Linked DNA regions of Homo sapiens: region 2 is linked to region 1. Evidence: read pairs that join two places in POLR2A ChIA-PET (ENCODE). Cell type or tissue: A673. All regions are shown on one strand. Links, peaks and the distances in the headings refer to the core of each region. The heading gives the core; the rest is flanking DNA.

Region 1 (4,473 bases), core at 1,365-3,864:
GGCACCCTCCAACTGACAAAGCAAGAAAGATTTTCCGTTGAGCACGATGAACCATTGGGGCGCAGTTCCTTCCTCCCTGCCCCTTTCCCTGTTGGTTTTGGAGTGCTCCTTTATTTCCAGCTCTTACCTTTTCTTTTTCAAGTTCTAATTGTCTCACTAAGACAATGTTTTTTGACCAAATCACTCCATGATTGTCCGTGACTCATTTATATTCTTTGCATTTATTAATTGGAGGTTGGACCTTCTGGAATTTTCTACTTACTGATGGTGATACGGACTCTTTTTTCCTTTGTATTTTCTTTCTCAGTCTGATCTGCTTCCTGACTTCCTGGAAACCCTCCAAATTTCTTGATTTCTAATGGCACTCTTTCTAGATTTCTAGCCCTGTACGATAATATTCTTTCATCATTTCAGTGGGCTTTTGGAGGGAGGCGGAGATCCAGGTGATCTGTCTACACTATTCAGTCAGAAAGCTGGATGGTTTTTCTCACTGTTTAGCTGTGACTCATACTTAGAAAGTGGTTTAAATGTGAATATCTTAGTTCTGGTTGTACAATTGAGGTAATCCTCAATTCAGGTTGCTGTCTGGACATTTCATGACTGGATTTAAAAATATTTTTAAGGCCAGGTGGGGTGGCTCACGTAATTCCAGCACTTTGAAAGGCTGAGGCGGGCAGATCACCTAAGGTCGGGAGTTCGAGACCAGTCTGACCAACATGGAGAAAACCCTTCTCTACTAAAAATACAAAATTAGCTGGGTTTGGTGGCACATGCCTGTAATGCTAGCTACTCAGGAGGCTGAGGCAGGAGAATCATTGAACCTGGGAGGTAGAGGTTGCGGTGAGCTGAAATCACGCCATTGCACTCCACCCTGGGCATCAAGAGCAAAACTCTGTACCCGCCCCCCCCCCCCCCCCCACCTCACCAAAAAGAAAAAACAACAAAGAATTTTTAAAATCTCACATTTTTTTAGCTGGGTGTGGTGGTGCACACCTGGAATCCCAGCTACTTGGGAGGAGGATTGCTTGAGCCCAGAAGTTCAAGTCCAGCCTGGGCAACATAGTGAGACTCCAGTCTCAATTAAAAAAAAAAATCTTGGCCAGGCATGGTTGTTTACGCCTGTAATCCCAGCACTTTGGGAGGCCGAGGTGGGCGGATCATGAGGTCAGGAGATCAAGACCATCCTGGCCAACATGGTGAAACCTCATCTTTACTAAAGATACAAAAATTAGCTGGGCGTGGTGGCGCGTGCCTGTAATCCCAGCCACTTGGGAGGCCGAGGCACGAGAATCGCTTGAATCCAGGAGATGGAGGTTGCAGTAAACCAAGATCATGCCACTGCACTCCAGCCTGGCGACAGAGTGAGACTCCATCTCAAAAAAAAAAAAAAAATCAAAACCAAGTATTTGTAGAACACTGAAAAAGGAAGTTTGTGGCCAGGTGTGGTGGTTCACGCCTGTAATCCCAGCTACTCAGGAGACTGAGACAGGAGAATCACTTGAACCCAGGAGGTGGAGGTTGCAGTGATCAGAGATCGCCACTGCACTCCAGCCTGGGTGACAGAGCAAGGCTCTGTCTCAAAAAAACAGGAAAAAAACGCAAAAGGAAGTTTGTGAGACACAGAAATTGCTGTGGAATTTACATCTATTTGAATGGCCAAAAATTATTATAAATAACTTATAATTTTATTTTATTACTGTAGCATTTTGTAGTTTGCCTGGTACTTTTCTTAATTAGATAATTTGATCTAATTACCTGAAGCTTTAGTAATAAAGAACTAATTTTTTTTGTCAGTTACCACATTTTGTTTTTAGCTTTAAGAGGTTAGTAGTGCACAATACTGAGGCTAAAGGTTAAGCAAGGGTGCCAGGTTTACAGAGATATTAATTAATCTGGATGAGGGAGGCAAAGGAAATTATGTTAATTAGGCATAGAAATTAAAAAGTCATTCAGCTTATAGTTCAGGAGAGCCATTCTTTCATTGCTCATCTTTTGCCTTTTTCAAAATGAGGTTGACCACAGATGAGTCTAGGGAGGGGAATGACGTGGGGATCGTGACTTCTGCAGGGGTAGTCTTTTCCACTTTTCCCCTGTCCATCTGTTTTTTCTTCTTCTTTTCTTTTTTTCTGAAAGAGACTCTCACTCTGTTGCCCAGGCTAGAGTGCAGTGGCACGATCATAGCTCACTGCAGCCTCCAACTCCTGGGCGCAAGTGATCCTCCTGCCTCAGCTCCTGAGTAGCTGAGACAAACGGCACATGCCACCACACCAGGCTAATTAAACAAATTTTTTTTTTGTAGAGATAGAGTCTTATTATGTGGCCCAGGTTCTTCTTGAACTCCTGGCCTCAAATGATCCTCTCTCCTGAGTCTCTCAAAATGCTGGGATTACAGGCATGAGCCACCCTGCCGCAGTGTTTCTTCTTTTTGTCAAAGCACTTAAGATCTTTTTGTCATGAAGTTAGTCACAGTAGGGTTACTTTTTGTTTCATAGTTAATGACCAAAAATTTCAGGAGGAAAAATTACTAAGACCTCTTAAGTATCTTTTAAAAATATGTTGAATGCTTGAAAGCTTTTTTCAGGCAAAGAGCTCCTTTCTATCTGAGCCATAAGAATATGCTAAAAACAGTTCATAAGGATGGAATCTTCAGTTCCCATGTGTGACATTCTCAGGTGCATACTTGCAGTGTGGCCATGTCAGCTATGTGGCAGAGACCTAGATTCACTAGTAGTGTGACAGGCTAACTGTAAGCTGGTTGTCTGCTTGCCTCCAGTGTGTTCATTCTGTGAATGAAATGTGTATTTCTTTTGTTATCTAAAATGTTCTTTCTCCCCGTTTCTAGCTCTCGTGCTCATTCCCCCATGATCGCCGTAGGAAGTGATGACAGTAGCCCCAACGCAATGGCCAAGGTTCAGATTTTTGAATATAATGAAAACACCAGGTCAGTCCTGCTTTGGTTTTAATAATTGTTCAGAATTGCATTTAATTTTTTAAAATGTTATTTCTTTATTCATTTACAGAATTATGTGTCATTCATCATATGTTTGCTGATTTACTATAATATACCAAGTTCTGTGCTAGGCTGTGATAGCACAGGCATGAGTGATAAAGAGGAGAAAGTAGACCAGCCTGGCCAATATGGTGAAACCCCGTCTCTACTAAAAGTACAAAAAATTAGCTGGGTGTGGTGGCAGGTGCCTGTAATCCCAGCTACTCGGGAGGCTGAGGCAGGAGAATCGCTTGAACCCAGGAGGCGGAGGTTGCAGTGAGCTGAGATTGCGCTATTGCACTCCAGGCTGGGCAACAAGAGCGAAACCCTGCCTCAAAAAAAAAAAGAGGAGAAGGTAATTGATCTCCCAGTATGATGTACCATCTTGCAGTGAAACAAAAAATAATAGTAAAAAAGGGTGATGAATCTTATGAAGTGGAAGAATTAGGGTGCTAAAGAGCTTATACCTGGGGAACCTAATCTGGTTTAGGGGCTAGGAAGGTTCACCTAGAAGATGACCTATAGGGTGAGTAGAAGTTAGCCAGACAAAGAGGGCAGAAGCACTCCTGGTGGAGAAAACTGCATGTGGTAAGGCCGTGAGCAAGAGAGAGGGAGTATATTTATACTGTTGTTGGAACATGCTGGGCAAAAATGAGTGTGGAGAGAAATAGGCAAGACTTGTATCTATAAGAAGTAATGTCCATTGTTTCAGTTTTATCTTACAGGTGATGTGAATAGGGAATAATGGGATCAGATGGATCTTCTATAGGTGTGACAAGTGTTTTGGAGGGAAACATGGTGGATTCACGGCTAGGATGCTATGAAGACAGTCCAGGTGGGAGAGTACGTGGCTTTGGGATAGTAGTAGCAGTGGCATGGAGATAAGTGGACAACTTGAGAATAATTGAGAAGTGGTATCAATAGGATCTGGTGATTGATTGGATTTGAGAACTGAACTGAGGAAGAAGGGGGAAGGTGTTAAGATGATTTCCAAGGTTCTGGCTTAAGAGTTCAGTGTGTAATTTCAATGTGTGTAATTTCTTGAGATAAGGAACTCTGGGAACAAGGCAGATTTGGGTAGAGTGTGGCAGCATGTGAAGGTAAGTTAATTTTGGTCATGCCGAGATACAAGTGTCTGCAAAGCTTCTGAGAGCCAAAAGCAGTGTCTCAGAGGCACACTACTCAGTCTTACAGGAGAAGAGAGCACTTGTCAGGTGATCAGATGGGCTTCGCAGGTACTAGACAAAATTCTTGAGTCTAATAGTCAGATCTTAGGCAGGGCCAGCAGTAGAGAAGGAACTAGTGTTACTCCCGTGGGCTCTGCAATTCCAAATGTTACCATCTGGGTTACCAAGGGGATCTTACACCTTCTACCTTCCTAGATTGTTGGTGTCTGCAGAGAGGCTCAGTCTTCAACAGTGCTGTCCAGTAGAATGTGCTGCAGTGATGGGAAATGGTCTTAGAGATTTTCATGGAGTTTTAAG
Region 2 (4,473 bases), core at 647-3,146, 230 kb before region 1:
TCCATAAGAGAATATGTGCCTAGGAATTCACAGAAATCTAGCAGCTTGGACTTCCCCACACTGTAGAAATGGGGTTTGAGGAACTTCATTTCAGCACAGGTCAAGGGGCTCCAAATGAGTTTGGGTTATGCCACTATTAAGGAGATATTATTCACTATTATTCATTGCAAATATTGTTTACTACTTTTATTGTAATAACACACTAGTTTAGCTAAATTTTGGATAAGATAGACTTTTGAGAAGCACAACTTAAGAAGCACATTTAAAGCATTATGCCTATGGCATGATGTTTCAAGTTCTAAATAACCACATAATAGAAACACGCAATCCACAGAGAAATTGGGAACTTCCTACATATGATTTCATTAGTTATCTCAGTAATTAGTTTGGCAGATTTTGAGTAACCAAATTTTCATCTTTGCAATATATGTTTCTTTTCTTTTCTTTTCTTTTCTTTTTTTTTGAGACACAGTTTCACTCTGTTGCCCAAGTTGGAGTGCAGTGGCGTGATCTCGGGTCACTGCAACCTCCGTCCCCTGTGTTTAAGTGATTCTCGTCACTCAGCCTCCCAAGTAAGTAGCTGGGATTACAGGTGCCCTCCACCACTCCCAGCTAATTTTGGTATTTTTAGTAGAGACGGGGTTTTGCCATGTTGGCCAGGCTGGTCTCAAACTCCTGACCTCAAGTGATCTGCCTGCCTCGGCCTCCCAAATTGCTGGGATTACAGGTGGAGCCACTGTGCCCGCCCTGCAATATTTGTTTCTTAGGGAATAAACTCTTAACTAAATAACTGTTAAAAGCAGATAATGAGTATGTTAAAAATAATAATTGAAATGAGATTCTTTTCATTGAAAGAAAATACTTTTATGTTCTAATTTTTTACCAGACTTTAAACACTTTTTCTTGATAAATAGAATCAATTTCTAATTATAAGCCTGAGGCTGGTGTGGTGGCTCACACCTGTAATCCAGTACTTTGGAAGACCAAGGTGGGAGGATCGCTTGAGACCAGAAGTCCTAGACCAGCCTGGGCAACACGGTGAGACCTATCTCTACAAAAAGTAAAATGAAATTAAAAATTAGCTGGACATGGTTGTGCATGCCTGTAATCCTTAGCTACTTGGGAGGCTGAGATGGGAGGATCACTTGAGCCCAGGAGTTCAACGTTATAGCAAGACTCTGGCTCAAAAAAAGAAAGAGAGCAAGAGAGATGCATGCATGCTTATTATAAGATATTCAGAAAATATAGTTCAAAAGAATATATAAAAATAATACAAATATCACCCATAATCCTTATAGCCAGAGTTAAAAATTGTTAACCTTCTGGTGTGATACTACCCAAACTTTTGAAAATACATATATAAATGCATATATATGCATTTTAAAAAAATTACATAGAATTGTGTATGTTGCTTTTGAAAATTATTTAATTATATAAGTGATGAATACAGTCCCACTATAAACTGCTTCCTAGCTGGTCCTTCCTACCCTATGCCCCTCCTCCTGAGTGACCCATTTCCAGTTTGCTGAACGCTCTCTGACTTTTCTGTGAATCACAGTATGAAAGAATATGGCATGTCCAGCTTCCTATTAAACCTTCCAGTAGAGGGAACTGTTTGACTATCTTCTCTTTTGATGCATAAGTTCTATTTCTTTTTTCTTTATGAAAGTCTAAGCATTTTGTATGTTATTTCCACAATGCAGAACGGTATATCAGATTATAAAGTTAACTCTACTGAGTAGTTTCTAACCTAAATAAGATTTTTACATCTTATATTCCCTCTTCCACCTTTTCATTGGTTTTTGTTTTCTTTGACCTTGAGATGACATGGTTTTTAAAGGATATTGTATATTCGTAGGGAAAAAAATCATTACTGCTGGCAGAAATATAATTGTCTCTTTCCTTTGAGAAAAGGTAAATCAGGTAAAAGGAAATAAGAGGTGAGGACGAAGCTTAATTTATCTGGCAGCAATTCAATTTAAAATTCTAAACAGATTAAAACTATACTGAAACAAACAAAATGACCCTTTTTTTCTGACACGGAGTTTTGCTTTTGTTGCCCAGGCTGGAGTGCAAAGGCACGATCTTGGCTCACTGCAACCTCCACCTCCCAGGTTCAAGCGATTCTCCTGCCTCAGCCTCCTGAGTAGCTGGGATTACAGACACCCGCCACCAGGCCCGGCTAATTTTTGTATTTTTAGTAGAGATGGGGTTTCACCATGTTGGCCAGGCTGGTCTCGAACTCCTGACCTCAGGTGATCCACCCACCTTGGTTCCCCTCAAAGTGCCGTGATTACAGGCGTGAGCCACCGCACCCAGCCGACAATTTTTTTAAAGTTTCTTTGAATGGAGATGCTTTGTATTTAGATGCTCTGAAAATATTTGTTTTTCCAAGATAATAAATTCTGTGAATATAAGTATTTTCAATAATATTTTCTGTAAATTTTATATATGTATATATACTCTTTTTTAAAAAAAATTCCATAGCAGTTCTTAATTAAGAGAGCTCAGCAAAACCCGCCGGCATCTTCGGTCCATTGTGATGATGCAGTGGTGGTTTTGTTCTCACAGCTGTTAGCAATTTGCATATTAACTAAAATACCCTGAAATGGTGTAGTTAGGCAATGAAATATCCTAGTTATGAGAGTTTTCCAAATAACTGATACTCATTTAAATGCCAACACTTTTCATTTTTAACCACTGGAAGGAAATCTCTCTCAAGAGATTCAGCTTCTAAAGCAGGGGATATTGAAACCTATGTTTTGTTATTATTGACTGTGTTGTATTTTAATCCCTATGGGATTGTCTGTGTGCTCTTTGATCAGTTTTTCTCTCCCTAGCTGGCGAAGTGTGTTTGCACAGTGCCTGTATGTATCACTTGCTTAATGAATATGTGATGAATAAATGAATGACGATGACGAGACTGCTGCTCTCCAACTGTCATTTTGCATGTAGCAGCAGGTCCTGCTACTTGGCCATTCAAGCCCCGTATTCTCCCAGCTCCCCTCCCCTCCTGAGTCCCCCACCTCTTAGTTTGTCACATATAATCTGCTATGTGGAAAACCAAAATAGCCAAGTGTATTTATTAAAATTGTATTAAGAGTTAATGAAGAGTGGAGCTCAAAATGGGGACCTAAGAAACTTGGCCTTAGGAGCCTCTGTCAGCCATGACTGTTTCTAAAATAGATCATCCTTCTGAAGCAGACAGTCCAAGACTGGGCATTGCTTTTTGAAATGTGTGTGTAACTTATCTACAAGGATATCGTAAGCAAGGCATTAGGCTGGCTGTGATGGCTCACACCTGTAATCCCAGCACTTTGAGAGAGCCCAAGGTAGGAGGGTCATTTGAGCCCAGGAGTTCAAGGCCAGCCTGGGCAACATGACGAGACCCTGTCTCTACAAAAAATACAAAATATTCGCAAAGTGTGGTGGTGTACAACTGTAGTCCCAGCTACCCAGGAGGCTGAGGTGGGAGGATCACCTGAGCCTGGTGCCACTTCCAAGCATCTCCTGAATGTGACCATGTCTTATCATTGTCACTGTCGCCTGGTCTAAGCCACCATCATCTCTTATCAGAATTGTCTCCTGGCCCTGGCTCCCCTCTGGTCTCCTGTGGGGGACCTCGAAAGCTAGAGTTGCCTGGAAAGGAGGGGGTGATGGAGCCTGCAAATCTGGTCCCTGCAGGGTGGCCACTGGACAGACACAGGGTGAGGGGGGTGGAGAGAGACCCAGGGCCGCCAGCAGACACAGGAGGCTCGGGCCCTGCATTGCACGCCTGAATGTGGTCATTTGCTGCATAGTGTGGGATTTTTCAATGTATAAAGTGTCATCCTCAGTCAGACTGTCATTGCTTTAATTTCTTATAAAACGTGTGCTATGCATTTGAAGTGCACAAGACCATTTCCCGCTTAATACTGGGAAGACTGGGCTGGGCGGGTGGCTCACGCCTGTAATTCTAGCACTTTGGGAGGCCGAGGTGGGCGGATTGCTTGAGGCTAGGAGTTCGAGACCATCCTTGCTAAAACAGTGAAACCCCATCTCTACTAAAAATACAAAAAATTAGCTGGGTGTGGTGGCGGGCGCCTGTAATCCCAGCTACTCGGGAGGCTGAGGCAGGAGAATGGTGTGAACCCAGGAGGCGGGGATTGCAGTGAACCAAGATCAAGCCACTGCACTCCAGCCTGGGTGACAGAGCCAGACTCCGTCTCAAAAAAACAAAACAAAACAAAAAAACAAAAAACAAAAAAAACTGGGAAGATTGTTACTTTACAGGACATGCCCGGCATTCACGTGTGTGGTGGGAAGGGAGAAGTTGTGGAAAGAAAGGTGGACTCCATTCACAATGATGACATCCCTGAGAGGGTGAATGGGGGCAGCCAGGGTGGCAAAAGGACCTGCCGAGGAAGCGGCCGGCATCTGTGACCCCGTGGCCTGTGCTGCTAGAACAGGCACACGCCTGGCCGCCATCCACCA

Evidence for each region. ChIA-PET counts read pairs that join two places held together with the same protein. Peaks named below come from ENCODE experiments on the same cell type or tissue, not always from the same donor. Only the 100,000 strongest peaks of a DNase experiment are listed, where the experiment ranks them.
Region 2: POLR2A ChIA-PET joins it to region 1 with 5 read pairs; 2 of 35 experiments call an interaction of 5 or more read pairs at or near these places.

Annotation. Positions count from the first base shown.
Region 1 is chr18:12,968,311-12,972,783 of GRCh38, forward strand. It overlaps SEH1L (SEH1 like nucleoporin), which reads left to right. Exons shown (of 9, transcript NM_001013437.2): 5 at 2,843-2,941. Among named protein-coding and RNA genes, the nearest start is that of CEP192, 21 kb to the right of the region's middle. In A673, for the core only: no CTCF peak of the experiment used is centred there; no DNase peak of the experiment used is centred there.
Region 2 is chr18:12,742,724-12,747,196 of GRCh38, forward strand. All of the region lies in intron 1 of LINC01882 (long intergenic non-protein coding RNA 1882), which reads right to left. Among named protein-coding and RNA genes, the nearest start is that of LINC01882, 4.5 kb to the right of the region's middle. In A673, for the core only: a CTCF peak has its summit at 1,604 (motif pointing right); DNase peaks (open chromatin) are centred at 1,618, 2,588 and 2,868; H3K27ac peaks cover 573 bases.